Linked DNA regions of Homo sapiens: region 2 is linked to region 1. The links are chromatin loops, found by intact Hi-C in ENCODE. Cell type or tissue: IMR-90. All regions are shown on one strand.

Region 1 (8,000 bases):
TAATAGCTATATAAATGTAAAACTTTTTTTTTTAAGACAATGTCTCGCTCTGTTGCCCAGGCTGGAGTGCAGTGGCATCTCGGTTCCCTGCAACCTCTGCCTCCTAGGTTCAAGCGATTCTCCTGCCTCAGCCTCCCAAGTAGCTGGGATTACAGGCATGGCCACCACACCCAGCTAATTTTTTGCATTTTTGGTAGAGATCGGGTTTCACCATGTTGGCCAGGCTGGTCTCAAACTCCTGACCTCAAGTCATCTGCCCACCTCGGCCTCCCACCAAAATGCTGGTATTACAGGCATGAGCCACTAAGCCCGGCCTAAAACATTTAAATGACAAGGAAAATAAGATAATCTTTACAAATGCCACAGGATATTTGCAAATTTTCCTATGTAAGAGGAGATAAAGATCATGTTCATACATTGTGAGAATGTGGAATTCACATTCACTGACCACAATACAAATCTAGAATTTTTTTTTTTTTGAGGTGGAGTCTTGCACTGTTGCCCTGGCTGGAGTGCAACGGCGCGATCTCGGCTCACTGCAACCTCCACGTCCTGGGTTCAAGCGATTCTCCTGCCTCAGCCTCCCGAGTAGCTGGGATTACAGGCGCCCACGACCATGCCCGGCTAATTTTTTGTATTTTTAGTACAGACGGGGTTTCACTATATTGGCCAGGCTGGTCTCGAACTCCTGACTTCATGATCCGCCCATCTCAGCCTCTCAAAGTGCTGGGATTACAGGCGTGAGCCACCGCGCCCGGCCAAATCTAGAATTTTTTTAATGATAAAAAAGTCCTTATTAGATAATCAAATTGAAACATTTCATTTCTAGTTACTTTATATAACAAAAACACTATATAACATATGATGTGATGAGTTAATGGATGCAGGGTTTGAGAATCAATACCTGCCAACATTTAAAATTTTAAAAAGATACTATGTGCCTCCTGATGAGAAAATACAATGGCACCTATAGTCCTATCTAAGGGATTAAGTTTAAATGCAATCAAACTCTGACTGTACCTGCCAACTTAGAAAAAAATATAGAACAAAATGTTTAACTTCACCATGAAGACAAGATCGACAAAATCCAGACTACAAGGAACTCAGCAGGTCAAACAACTCAGGTACTTCAGTGAATAACATATAAAGAAAAGAAAGGGCTGGAGGGAAAACCTATTGTTTAAGAAAGTCTTCAAAGGCAAATATAGTCCAGACTCAGTGGCTCACCCCTGTAATCCTGTCACTTTGAAAGGACAAGTTGGGAGGATCACTTGAAGCCAGGAGTTCAAGACTAGCCTGGGCAACAAAGTGAGACACCCTGTCTCTAAAAAAATTGAAAAATTAGCCAGCCATGGTGGTATGAATCTGTAGTCCTAGTTAGTCAGGAGGCTTCAGCAGGAGGATCACTTGAGCCCAGGAGTTGAAGGCTGCAGTGAGCTATGATTATGCCACTGCACTCTGACCTGGGCAACAGAGTAAAACCTTGTCTTTAAAAAAAAAAGGGGGGGTGGGGGGCGGACACAGTGGCTCACACCTGTAATCCCAGCACTTTGGGAGGCTGAGGCAGGTGGATCATGAGGTCAGGAGTTCAAGACCAGCCTGACCAACATGGTGAAATCCCATCTCTACTAAAAATACAAAAATTAGCTGGGTGTGGTGGCCCGCGTCTGTAATCCCAGCTACTAGGGAGGCTGAGGCAGGAGAATCACTTGAACCCAGGAGGCAGAGGTTGCAGTGAGCAGAGATTACACCACTGCACTCCAGCCTGGGCGACAGAGCAAGACTCCATCTCAAAAAAAAAAAAGAAAAATAGTTTTTTTAAATGAACATGAACAATACTAAACTATAGTGTCTAGAGACGCACACCTAAGTCACAAAACCATAAAGAAACAGAAATAAATTATTATTCTGAAAGTCAGAAGTTACTTTTGGAGGGAAAAAGAGGGCTGTGATTGGCACAGAACACATGGAAGAGCTTCTGCAGTGGCTGGCAAAGTTCTATTTCTTGACCTAAGTAATAATTACAGGCATGTTTACCTTAAAATAATTCACGAAGACATATATTTGTTTTGAATGGTTTCCTGTATCTGTGATCTATGTTATAATGAAAAGGTTAAAAGCTAATTAAAGCAAATTAATTTCATACACATATCATACATATGATATACTTTTTTACATATATACATAAAAACTTAGAGGGTTCAATCAAAGCTCTAGTAAGAGCAAAAAAATCATAGATTAACACTCTGCTAAATGTAAAACAAAAGAAAATATAACAAATAAATGAGCCAGCACTTATCTTAAGAAGATTATAAAAACAAAATAAACCAAATAAATTAGCAGACAGAGAAGCAAACAAGCTAGTTATTTCCTTCTTTGCAAGCTCAATAAAATAGACTAAATTTTGATAAGTTGACCAAGTGGAAGGCGAAAAAACATAAAGTATTGTTAGTAACAGCAAGAAAAATAATATAATACCAGGCCTCAATAAGATTATTTAAACACTGGAGTGGGAGGGTGAGGAGTATTATGTACAGCTTTAGGCCAACGAATTTGAAGACCTAAATAAAATAAAAAATAAGAAAGGACAAATCTGTTCTAAGAAAGGACAAATTTCCAAAAAGAAAGAAACTGTCCCAGTTCATTTTATGTTGGCATGATCCTAACCCCAAAACATGACAAAGAGAGCACAAGAGGAACGATCTCACAAAACATCACGAACAAGAAGTAATCTTTCCAAAAATGCAAGGGCAGTTAAAGATTAGAAAGTCTATTAACTGATTATGTAAGTCAACTACAGGAAAAAAGACCATACAATGTGTCACTGAATATGGCAAACCTTTGATTAAAAAAAACTTTGTTTCAATTAGCAGAGTATGATGGCACATACCTGTAATCCCAGCTACTTGGGAGGCCTAGAAGGGAGGATCCCCTGAGTCCTTGAGATGGAGGCTACAATGGGCTATGATTGTGCCACTATATTCCAGCCTGGATGACAGAGTGAGACCCCATCTCTAAAAAAAATTTAATTAATTAAATTAAAATAAAAATAAACTAAGCAAACAAAATATAAAACTTCCATTGGTCAATACAGCATTAGGGTGAAAAAAAACCCACAAATAGTATTTATAATGGCAAAACATAAATGGATTTTGACATTTAAAAACAGACACCTAAAGATATTAGCTATTAATGCCAATCCTATTAATTCAACATTGTTAGAGAGATTTTACCCAACCCAATAGGTCAAGTAAAAGAAATTAGAAGTATAAATTTTAAAAGGAAGACAAAATTATAATTTGCACCTAATAGTGTCTATAACTATTCAAGATAATGAAATTAAAAAATTTTTAAATCATAAAATGAGTAAGACTGCATGACTTAAAACAAAAAAAAAAAAGAAAGAAAGATTCCCTATACACTAAACACTGCTCAAAACTTAATATTTACTGTGAGTGATATGCCAGGGACTGTGCTAAACACCAGACAAACCAATACCAACCATAACTAAAATAACCCAGCACAAGGGCAACAACAGTCTTGGTGCATTGTGAAAACCTAGATATAAAAAAATGTGTGACTTGTTTGAAGGACCCAAATGGCAAATCAAGATGCACAACATATTCCTGGATGGGAATGCTCATTATTGGGGATATATAAATTTTCTATAATCAATACATCTAATGCAAATCTAATAAAAATTCCAAAGGGACTGTGAGACAGAAGATGGCAGGAAGATTCTGAAGTCTATGTAGATTGTCTGAGAATACCTACAATTTTTAAAAGAATAATGATATAAAGGGAATAGCCCTGTAATGCAGAAAAACAATAAATCCTCTTACTTAAAAGTGTAAGGTTTGTGTAAAGAGAGACATACAGATCAACGGATTAAAACTAAGTCCTAAACAAATCCGTAAGTATATCACAGTTATGTAAATGATGAGGGGATATTTGTTGATGGATTAGTTATAGTGAGTAAGAGAGAGTTTTCAGGTTGCACAACTGGATAGAAAGATATTCTTGACTAAAATTGGGAATACTAGACAGAGAAGGTCTGAACAAAGGAAGAATATAATAAATTTAATTCTAGACTCGTCAAATTTGAGGATCCATCATGGAATCCAAGAAAAGCGACATCAAATAGTTCGGTATGCGGGCCTGGAGGTCATAACAATAGCCTAGGCTGGATCTGTTAACTTGGGAGTCTTGCATACAAAGTGGTTAACTGAAGTCATAGACACAGACTAGATTACCAAGAAAAGGGTACAGTGAGAAGAGAAAAGCACTAGATCTTGAGGAATACAACACAATGAATCAGGAAAATCAGGAAGGTATAATATCATAGAAGCAAAGGCAAAAATATATTTCAAAACGGAGTAAAGTTAAATTTAAGGTCTGAAAATGTCACCTGGAATTATCAAAGTACATTCTGTATAATATAAGGTTATAGATTCACAATGTGAAGAGTAAAGAATTAAGATTTCAAAACAGTATCTTTAGAAAGGGCTTATAAAATTTTAAAAAGGAAATGAGAGAAGACAAACATATTTTTAAAAAGGAGTCTGGAAGGACATATCCAAGTAAGAAACAATGGTCATCACTGGGGAAAGAATTACTGGTGGTTTGTTGTTGTTGTTTTTGTTTTTTGTTTTTTGTTTTTTTGGTTTTTTTTGAGACGGAGTCTCCCTCTGTTGCCCAGGCTGGAGTGCAGTGGCTTGATCTCAGCTCTCTGCAAGCTCCGCCTCCTGGCTTCACGCCATTCTCCTGCCTCAGCCTCCCGAGTAGCTGGGACTACAAGCGCCCGCCACCATGCCTGGCTAATTTTTTGTATTTTTAGTAGAGACGGGGTTTCACCGTGTTAGCCAGGATGGTCTCGATCTCCTGACCTTGTGATCCGCCCGCCTTGGCCTCCCAAAGTGCTGGGATTACAGGCATGAGCCACCGTGCCCGGCCTTACAGGTGATTTTTAACTTCATACATTTCTGTATTGTTTGACTATTTTAGCAAAAACATGGAGTACTTATACATTAACAAAAAATAAAGATAGTTTAAACTGGAAAAGCAAATTGGAGGAAAAAAACGACCTCCCCAGACATTACTTTATAAAAATATTTTTATCATTACTTAAAAGTTGAAAAACTTTACAGGGCTCCTCACAGATCCACTGCATTCTCTTTCATGATAGCCATACCCTATAAAGTGAAATACTTTTATTCATTTTTTAACCAGCATTTATTATGCATCTACTATGAATCAAATCATTGGCTGAAAACATTGGAGGCAAAAATATAAATAAATTACTACCCCCCTTAAGCTTCATGGGCCTACAGTTTTATCAAAAAGACATGTAAACAATTATAATTCAACATGATTAGTGTACAAAGTGACAATGAATGTACAAGCTAAAATATTTTATGAAAGAAATAAATTTGAACTGATTCTTGAAGAAAGAAGGAGGTAGGAGTTCCAGGCAAGGAACTTCTAATATATTTAGAATCTGCATTCACCCATCCTACCCACCATGCTAGTTGATGCCCTATGTATGCCCCACCACTACTGCTGAGGATCTCATCAAATCCTCACCTCTCTCTTAAGTAGTCAGCATAGACAAATGGCTATCTTTTTTTCCTATATGTTAAAAACAAATCAGCATCCAGACATCAAATCATGATGACCTGAACATCCTGCTTACAGATTATTTTTAATTTTGAACCTGTCACAATGCACAGTAGTACCATGAGTGGGAAAAAAAGAAGAAAAAAATAAAATGAGCCCAAAAATCAACATCATATATTCATTTTTGTTGTGCTTTTGCTCAATTATATTAGAAAAAAATGAAAGTTGAGAACTCTAAACTTAGGTTTTTCTACTAGAAAACAAAAAACAAAAAACCTCTGTTCTTTAATGTTTGGAATAATTAGTATGTAGTTGTTATTGTCCCAGTACTTATTACTCCTAAAACCTGTTCTGGGGAAACTTATGTGTCTGAGGAACTGCATTTAATGGAACCTATTAACTTTTTTAAGACACTGTCTAAAAACATTGATTGTATATCACTAGGAGGTCAATCCTACAATCATCTTTTCCCAAATGGTCACTACTCCAAAGCACATTAGCTGTTCATTCAGTAACAGTTTTTGAGTACTATGTTTAAAGTCCTTAAGGAGTATCAGTTAATTATGTTCGTTGAAAGCAGTATTAAGTAGTAAGACTAATTCATCAATCATTACATTTTCCTAAATATTTTTCATATATTGCTATTTTAAGAAAAGAAAGACCATAACAATTACAGAAAAAGTAATCAGTACTACAATTTTCTTTGGAAAAGGTAAATATATACATGGCTGGCTATTGAAATAAAAGTCTTTCCAAAGGGCAAAGTGATATGCCAGGAGCTGAAAAGAATCAACTGCAAAGAAAACCTCATTTCTATTTTCAATTGCTGTTTCTGTTGACAACAACAAATAGTTTTTTATTTATTTACTGCCTCAGATACAACAGCACAACCAATGTATATGATATTTCGCATGCTTTAACAAAAAGAAATAATCTCCTCATTCCTTTATAAAGGATAACTTTTCGAATTAGAGTAATTTACATGCTTTTAGTGTTCTTCTTTTGAAAATTAGTGCATGTTACATTTGAAAAACTTTGCCAAAGGAAATATAGTCCCACATTTTCACAAAGGGAAGAAATGTTAAAAATTCAAACTTTGAAGCTAAGGTTACAGGTATTCTAAATGAAAAATAATTTTTTCCTCCACTAGTCTCTTTAATTACTATAACTATACTGCCGTATCCTTCCTATATTATAACATTATAGCACAATATTTGAGATTGCTTTTTAAGCACTCAGTATTCTACGGAGGAAAATCATGAAACTAAAGCCACATTAAAGTGACAATTTCCTCATTCAGTAGAGAAAAAAAATCACTTAGTTCTTTCCTGAACAAATCAAACAGTTTTAAAGACACTGTAATATATAGTGATAAAAATCTCAATTCTGTAACATAGATAAGCTTAAGTGCTTAATATATTCAGTTATGTGAGCATTTTGTACACACTAAGAGTTCATGGATTACACATCTAACAGTCTGCTGTGAACATGTGGAATTATGCACTTACGTTAAAATATCACCCCACCACAAAGAATTATTAATAGTTTTGACACCAAGAGGCAGATTTTATTTCTAAAAACTGATAAGTAGGGACAAACTAAAATACAAAAACAAGACAAGACAAAACACAACTAACAAAAACAAAGCTGCTTACTGAAGGTAACAGGTAACAGAAGGCCACAGTTTTGAAGATCTGATACACAGGAATCAGGGATCCCCGTCTGGAGCAAATCTTGAAATTAATAAAAGTAGGCCCTTCTGTTTACTTTTTGCTATAAAACACTGATCATCAATTTCAAAATAAGAATCTTAAGAGTTAATAAATAGTAACACAAACCAAAGCTAATGATATTAAGGATTCCAATAAATTTTAAATAAACTACCTGCAACTAAAAGCCTAAAATTTTAAGCCCTCCTTTTCTCCCTTTTCCTCTCCTCTGTTTTACTGTCTGTATCCCTTCACAAATATATGCATATATACATAAATAAAATTTATTCCTTTTAGAAAGCTGAGAAGGTAACCAGAAAAATTAATAAAATCTTGAATAAACAAACTTAGAAGGCCTTTCTATTTAGTTGACATTTACTTTTTGAATATGGAAATTCTGTTGTTCAACTTCACTAGACACTAGAGATTGCTCTTAGAATATTTTGGTAAACAAGAACCTAGTCCTTCTGTTAAATTCAAAAGTCAGGAAAGGAATGTCTTTGATATACATAACTAAATCACCATCTTATTATTTTCCTATCCTAAATCATAATTTTGTATACATACATAAAACATTCCCTATGCCTACATTTTTACCAATAAATGACATTTTGCTTCCCTAACATTGTCCTACCAAAATACACTAAACTTCATACCAATTATATGATTTGGTAA
Region 2 (8,000 bases), 650 kb before region 1:
GATCCTGGGGCCCTTTAGCAGCCATGCTATGTGTTGTCATAATGTTTTAAATTTGTGGCTCTAAAATGCAATTCAGTTGTGTTTAGCCAGTGTTGATCTTTTTCTTTCTTCTTAATTTGGGACTTTCAGTGTATGCCATTACTTATGAGAAGTGCTTTAGTTATGAGTTGTGGAGAGAGAAAGTAGTTGGAGAGAAAATTAAGGTAACTCTAACATAGATCTTAATATAGTCTATAAAGTTTTCATGAGGATAATACAGTGAGTTTTATATGTGGAGAAATATATAGAACAGTGAGTGGAGGAATTAGGGAGCAACATATTCAATTTAATTGTCTTAAACACTAATATGATCTAAGAGAAAGATCATAAGAAAGTTGTCAAGTTTTCTAAAAGAAAGAAAGTTTTCAAAAGATGTATTTCTCAAATTCATCTGTCATTAAAATTAGTATGTTGAATTGGATTCTCAGCTTATAAATTAAAATATAAGTGTTCTTACATGATAAACTGAATTTAAATTTCCAGGTTTTTTTTTTTCTCTTGGTGGTCCAATTTCATTGTATTAAAATATGTAGGTATCTATCTTTTTGCGTAGATTTGGTAAACTTTGGTTTTCATGAAGTTAAAATGAATGATTAAAAATTTGTATAGAATTTGTTAGCGTCTTCTTGTTACAGGATTTAGGGGGTATGTGTGATTTAAAGATTAATTCATAAAATATTTCTTTATTTATTTTATGTATTTTTTATTGTTTTTAGAGACAGGGTCTCACTCTGTCACCCAGGCTGGAGTGCAGTGGCATGAACATAGCAGCCTCAGCCTCCTAGACTCAAGTGACCCTCCCTCCTCAGCCTCCTGAGTTGCTGAGACATACAGTCAAATGCCACAATGTCCAGCTAATTTTTAAATTTTTCTGTAGACAAGAGATCTTGCAGTGTTGCCCAGGCTGGTCTTGAACACCTATCCTCAAGTGATCCTTCCACCTCAGCTACCCAAAGTGCTGGGATTATAGGCATGAGCCACTGCCTCTGGCCTAAAATATTTGTATAAATTGAAAGACAATACTTTTGAGTTTAAGGAAATGAAGATTTGATCTGCTTTAAAGCTGTCTTAGTAGACGGATGTTGGAACAAATCAATTAAAACATATCTTTTATAATGTGGTAAAACAAAATTAACATAAGCTGAGCAATGCATAACATTAGTGAACATTCTTCTCGCTATGAGGTTCATGCTTTTGATAAAGGTCTAGAAGTTGCTTCAGACGTCATTGAAATTTTTATATTTATTCTCACCTTGCCTATTTATTTATTTACCTTGCAGTCTTTTTTATTTTTAAGGTGAGAGATTCTGGGTACTAATATACACACATTCACTGTACACTGATATTTAGCCAAACCATGAAATAGAAAAAGCTGGCATATATTTACTGTTAGAATCTTTGAAATTTTTCAGTGTATATTTCCTGTTATAGTTATTCATGCTCCATAATTCATGGGTTTTCTTGGCACTGGCAACAGTTACTTCCCTGTGGTTTAGATATATTTTTTTGTAGTATAGGTAGGTTTCTTTGCTGCTCTCATATTTTTCCTTTTAATTTTATTATTTTTTTCCTCTTCTTATTCAGATAGTGTTTCATCTCTGTCATTAGGAAACTACTTCTCATTGATTTATTCTGTTTATGCAGTTTTTCCTTCCAAATTCATCAACTGAACTATGGGAAACTTTGTTTCTTAAAAGGTTATTTTGACATTATTTGGGTCAGGCCAGGTTTCACATAGGGAAAAGGACAATGCTTCTGCTTTGCCTTCCCATCCACCACTAACAGCTTTGTGAAAGGAGAGAGAAGTAGAAGGAAAGGATAGAGAGAGAAGGAGGGACGCCTCATTCAGCTTACATTTCAGAAGCAGGGAATGCAATAAATAACATGAAGAAAGTCCAGGCTCAACTCGCTCACACCTCAGGAGGTGATTCACGAGCATGTAACACAGCCTGCTAAGGTTTCCATTATTCATAATTAATTAAATCAAAGCATGCTTAGTAAGGGCCCATAATCTTAAAAAGCATTCTGTGTTTTCATCTGACTAAAAGTTTTTCCTTCGCTTGTTGCAGACGACAGCCGACTTTAATATTATAGCACCAGCACGGTACAGTTGACTCAGTAAACCTGCCACACTGTGGAACAGAGGTTTGGGGAAGAATGTGGAATGTGAAATATAAGACTATTCAGCCCCTTAAAACAATGACTATCCAAATATGTTGCTTTTGAGCTGGTAGTTTCTCACTTATTTTGTTTAAAAAAATATAACATCCTTTGTTGGGTTATAGGTTTCACTGAGGCAGATGGGTTTCTGTAGTGAATTAGTCCCTGCATCTACTGAGAGTATCCTCCCTCCAGCATTAAAGAAGGAAAATAAGAAAATGGCCCATAGCATAGAGGAATGGTCAGGTGGGAAGTAGCTTCTCCTTAAATTATTTCTGATGGAAAAAATATATTCTGGAGCTTGGCATTTGAGTTCAATATTGCCAAAACTCCAGGAATAACTTTCTGCCAAGAGCACCCAGTATGTCAAAGAAAATATTCTAAAAGAAGTAAATTAATACCATCCATGTAAAGAATCAGTGGCATTGTGGCATCAAATGAGTGTGCTTCATATAATGCTATGATCTTTTTAATTAAGAGGAAAAGTCCAAATAATTGATGATGAACATTTACAATTACTTTGATATCAATTACTTAAAGAGACCTAAACCATAAATATATTACAGAATTTTGAAAGATAAAAGATAAAGATAGTTAAAATCCTTGATTTTTCCTCTTTGGTATTCAAGGCTGTATGGTTACTTATATCTTTGGCTTCCTTCTCTCTTTTGTGATCGTACATTATCCATGTGTCATCCTGTACCTCAAAGGGTGGAGGAACAACTTATGTGTTCTTTATCTCCCCACCTCCCCTTGCCTGTGTTCTTTGTCGTACGAGCCCCTGGGAGACTCATAGTTTCCTCAGTAGGTTGCCTGGCAGTAACTGGAGAATGAGATAGCTATGCTATAAAAGGCTCTTCCTTCCCTGGCCCAGCCTTTTCCTGGTACTTAGCCCCTTTCTGTCCTTCACATCCGGATGTACATAGGACACGGTCCCATTTTGTTAAGGACACACATCCTCTGTGTAACAGTGTATTCCTCTTCCTTTCAATTAGAGTCATGTCTGAAGGATCTTTTTAGCTTTCTGGGCTATCTGGTTACCTAACCAATAAATTAGAATAATTAGTCCTATTACTAGGTTCAGCAGTAATGTAGAGTCTTAACAGCTTTTGTTTTAGGTCAAAACATGCTCATTTGGTTACCTACAAACTATATAACAAACCACCTCAAACTTAGTGGCATAGAACAGTGACCATTTTATTATGATCATGAATTCTGTGGGTTGACAGTTTGAACAGGACACATCAGAAATGTCTTGTCTCTGCTCTCTGATGTCTGGGGCTTCAACTAGCTGTGGGGATTCTGATGACTAGAAGCTGGAGGGTTCACTTCCAGGATGGCTTCCATACTCACATGTTGGGTACCTTTGCAGGGATAGCAGGACTGTTGGGCTCAGCTGAGAGTGTCAGCCAGAGTGTCTATGTGTAGCCTCTCCACTCATGATAGTTCCAGATAGTTGGATGTTCCCCAGAGTAAGCCTCCCAGGAGAACTAGATAAAAGCTGCATGGCCTCTTCTGACCTAAGCTTAGAAGTTACACTGAGTCACTTTGACTGCATTCTTTTAGTTACAAGTGATTCATAGACCAGCACTGATTCAGAGAGATGGAAATGAGACCCCACTCCTTGGTGGGGGAGTGGCAGGTGCACACTGAAGAGGATCATGTAGGATGCAATATTGTGGTGGTCATCTTGGGAACTTATGCAAAAGGGAAACTCAGTCATCTTGATGTTTTGATTCCATAATGCCAGACTTCTATTTTCTTATGTGAATCATTCAAATGTCTCATTATTTGAAAATTTGATATTATGTAGAAAAAATTTGGATGAGTACGTGAATATCCCCCTTTTTACCTATGTATATTACCATCTGACAGATAACTTTTGCATGACTGAATCAAAGGAGCACTGTTCAACACAGTCTTGGTTCATACCCTTAATCTGAGAAACTAAAGTAAGGCTGTAAGATTGTGCCAGGTTATTATAAGGAAGAACAGATTATCACTGTGAACTTTACAGTCAGCAAGGCATTTAAACCAGGAAGACAAAAGGAGAGAGATGTTAAAACAATAGATAGTTTTTGTGCTTTATATGAAAATCTCATTTTTTAAGTAGCTGGTTATTGAAAAATTATATATTTATGACAGAGAAGACTTTAACTATTAATCACAAAATTCAATTTGTGTCTCAGTGATAAAGCGATTTCCTCCTTTTCTCCTATTTATGATAGATTTTTATGTATGAAAATGCAATTAATTTCAAAGAATAATAGGTGAGTCTGGGAACCAAATAGGAAAATAGTCTCTTTATGCAATGTATGGAAAGTCCCCTAATGTTAATGGCTATACTGGCTCTAAATAGTATGCCACAGAGAGATGCATTTTGGGGTTTGAACAATAGCTTCATATTACCGTAATAGTTAAGGTGATGGGAAAGAATTATGTTCCACAGGATGTAGAATTACCATAACTTTATGTGTTGAAGGAAAAAGGCTAAGCCAGTATAATGACCTGGGCAAGGACTTGACTTTGCTGGGTCTCAGTTTCTTCATCTATAAAGGGCTGAAACCTCACCTAGTTATATAATTCTTTGATTTTGTTGCTCTTTGTGCTCACATAGCACTGGAATAAAGCAGTCAAAGTTAATGTTAAATATAGGAGTACAAAGGTCATTCAGCTAAGTTTCAGAAAGTTAATAAATCCTAATCACTTTACACTTGACAGCATGTATAAACTTGTATCCACTAATCCCAAAAGTTAAATAGAAGTACTTCAGGAAAACTCTGGATTAAATAAATTATTTAAAAATATATGGACATCATTCTTAAACTTAGAGCAGTTGTTAACCATAATACTTCGTTGTGAAATAGTTTAATTAAAATTTTTAGTTTTATTTGTTTGAACCAAAAAACTGAATTCACTCATTTGGAGCCAAAATTTAAATTACTAAATAATAATTTAATAGGAAATAGTACAGTTGAATTTCTGAAACTTGTTCTTCTGAGTTTAATAGTGCCTTTATATACTAGCTAGTTTGAAGTCTAGGCACTGCATTATTTTTGTACTATTTAGTTATAAGGTATTAGGAATTTGTCCATTTCGCCTACATTTTCAAATTTATTAGCATAATGTTCATCAAATTATCTCGCCTTTTTACAACCCACTGCATATGTAGTTTTGTTCCTCTTTTCCTTACTAGAATTGTTTGTCCTTTTTTACTGATCAGGTATGCCAGAGATTTATCAGTTTCATAATCTTTTTAAGCATTAATTTGTGGCTTTGTTGATTTTATGTATTGTTCTATTGTATCCCTTTTCGGTTTCATTAATTTCTGATGTTATCTTTATTATTTCCATTATCCTTATTTCTTTACTTTTTCTTTCTTTGGGTTTATTCTTTTTGCTATTTTTCTGACTTTTAAAGTTGTGTGCTTAGCTCTTTAATATTTAGCCTTCCACTAGCTTGTGAATTCTGCAGCCTATATAGTTGGCCTACAGAAAAAGTATACTCCTTATGACTGGCCTTTTTTGGAGTCTGGTTGAGGGGACACCTGTTTTCTTGGAGGTGCTTCCCTCAAAGTGAGGAAGAGTCACCTGAGGTATTGGCACATGCATAAGTGTTCTTCTTGGGAATCCTCATTGCAAAGATTCTGTGAACATGGACTTCTGAAATGGTATTTTCTGTAAGCTGTGGGGTCAGAATTAACAAAGCAATTGAAAATTCACTCAGGCAAATTATAGAATAATGAATATCCATATATATACCACATATATGGCATCTGTCTAAAACTTAATCACCAGAGTATAATCTTGTCAACCCCAATTTTATTTTCCTGACTGCCTCTGAGAGTAGAAATCAGTGAGGCAAATATCCTGTGTGTTTTTACACAAATTGAAATTATTTTTCCATAATATTTTGTTAATGGTACTGTTTGTGTTTGTAGTTGAGTTACTTTGACCTCTGAAGCATCTTCCACACTGTTGCATGTAAATGGAACAATAGGTACTTGAGTCACTTGATCATGGATTCCAGATTCTGGAACAGCCTCTTTAGAAGGCAACAGAGGATATTATTTACTGATTTGAGTGGCTTTAGAATATCATTTAACTTTTTAAAATTATATTTATTAGATATGATCTTAATCTTTATATATTTTTCTTTTATAGATGATATAATAAGGCATTATTAGTATTGTATAATTCTCAAGGGTATTCCACATAAATATTTAAAGTTAATTTATAAAAGTTAATTTTATTGCTTACTATGATTATATGATAAATTCTCACTTATTGAGAATCTGAACTGGAAAGGTCAACCAAAAATTTAAAAGCAGATATATAAATTAGGGCGAGAGATAACGAGAGCAAGTGCTTTGAGCCCTGTGAGTGGCTATTACACACTAGCATGGCTATTGATGAGGATGGAGAGGGCCTTTAGGGAGGGCATACTTAAAGAATGCAGGAGTGAAAATGCTTGTATGGTGTTTTAATTCATTTTAAAACTATATTTTCTTCTCATTTAACCATAGGCCACTCAGTTCCTCAAATACTGTGAATAAATAGGATTTTATTGGATTGATAACCACTGTATTACAACCACTACTACGTGAGAATACAAGAAAACAGTTTGAATACTAATTTCTCGCACCAAATCATAATCTATAAATGTGTTTTGGTAATTCCACATTTATAGCTTTCCTTTATTTTTGTCCTTTAAAGGAAGTTTGGTGTGGTAATGGCCATTAAAATTATTTCTCATTTCAATGAAAGTTTGAATTAGGAATTTTATGCAGATGAACAAAACAGATTAAGGCCATTTTTTGAAAAGGTGCTTAACATTTTGACTGAAAAGCATCTTTAAACATTACAAGTTTTATTTTATTTGTGGGCCTAGCTCATATGGTAAGTTTTCCTAAGGGCATGGAGCAAAGCTCTCAGCTTCTTAAGTGTGTTTATAGCAACAAATACATGCTACATGGTAGGGAGAGAGCTAGTCAGATATTTTAGTCATATATTTTTAAAATGGACTGTTCCAGAATAAGGTTGCCTTTGAAAAGAGTCTTTCAAATAATTAGTGTCAAGTAGATTATTTTAGTTTTAATTTAATCATCTGTTTCATCATATAAGAAAGCTTTCAATATCGTGACCAAGGGATTGGGGCGGTCTGATGTATTGGAAATGTGACTTACTTGCTCCAGACACTTTGAGAAAGTGTGAATTGGTGAATCTCACATCCATTCTTGGCAAGCTGATAGAGTATCTAGGAAAGGGTAAGATTATTGAACACATGAGCTGAGAATAATCTTTTGAGGAAAACAGTATCTGGATTTTCCTAAAAGGGGATCTTATTTCAACAGACCTTCAGCATTCTTCAAAAGCTAGGTGAGGATGTGAATGAGAAAAACAGGAGATGTACTGCTCCCTGTATATTGCAACAATGTGAAATAGAAGTATGGCAGACTTTGAGGGAACAAGATTCTAAATTCCCAGAATATCACTAATTTATTTTCATATACCAGTGCAGAATTTTTTTCTGAAGACAGGTGTAAATCATTTTAACATGATCTTTATAACCACCACCTTTCTATTAATCAGGCAATCATCAAGAAAGAATTTGATTGTGAAGGGTCCAGATTGAACTGTTCTTTAAGTAAGGACACAGGAAATATTAAGATAACTGTATGGAAAAATCTCATCCAAGAAACTGGAAGCTATGGGAAAAAGAAAATTAAAGATTCTTTGATTTTAGTAGGTTGGTTGAGTTATACATATTTTTAGCAGAGCAAAAAAAGAGAGAAAAAAGTT

What was found. Peaks named below come from ENCODE experiments on the same cell type or tissue, not always from the same donor. Only the 100,000 strongest peaks of a DNase experiment are listed, where the experiment ranks them.
Region 2: a loop joins it to region 1, with 9 times the contacts of the local background. A loop is called at or near these places in 1 of 110 quality-filtered maps.

Annotation. Positions count from the first base shown.
Region 1 is chr3:17,559,129-17,567,128 of GRCh38, forward strand. All of the region lies in intron 2 of TBC1D5 (TBC1 domain family member 5), which reads right to left. Among named protein-coding and RNA genes, the nearest start is that of TBC1D5, 180 kb to the right of the region's middle. In IMR-90, no CTCF peak of the experiment used is centred here; no DNase peak of the experiment used is centred here.
Region 2 is chr3:16,914,001-16,922,000 of GRCh38, forward strand. The region is part of intron 1 of PLCL2 (phospholipase C like 2); the gene reads left to right. Among named protein-coding and RNA genes, the nearest start is that of MIR3714, 15 kb to the right of the region's middle. RefSeq lists a silencer at 3,440-3,539. In IMR-90, no CTCF peak of the experiment used is centred here; a DNase peak (open chromatin) is centred at 3,831.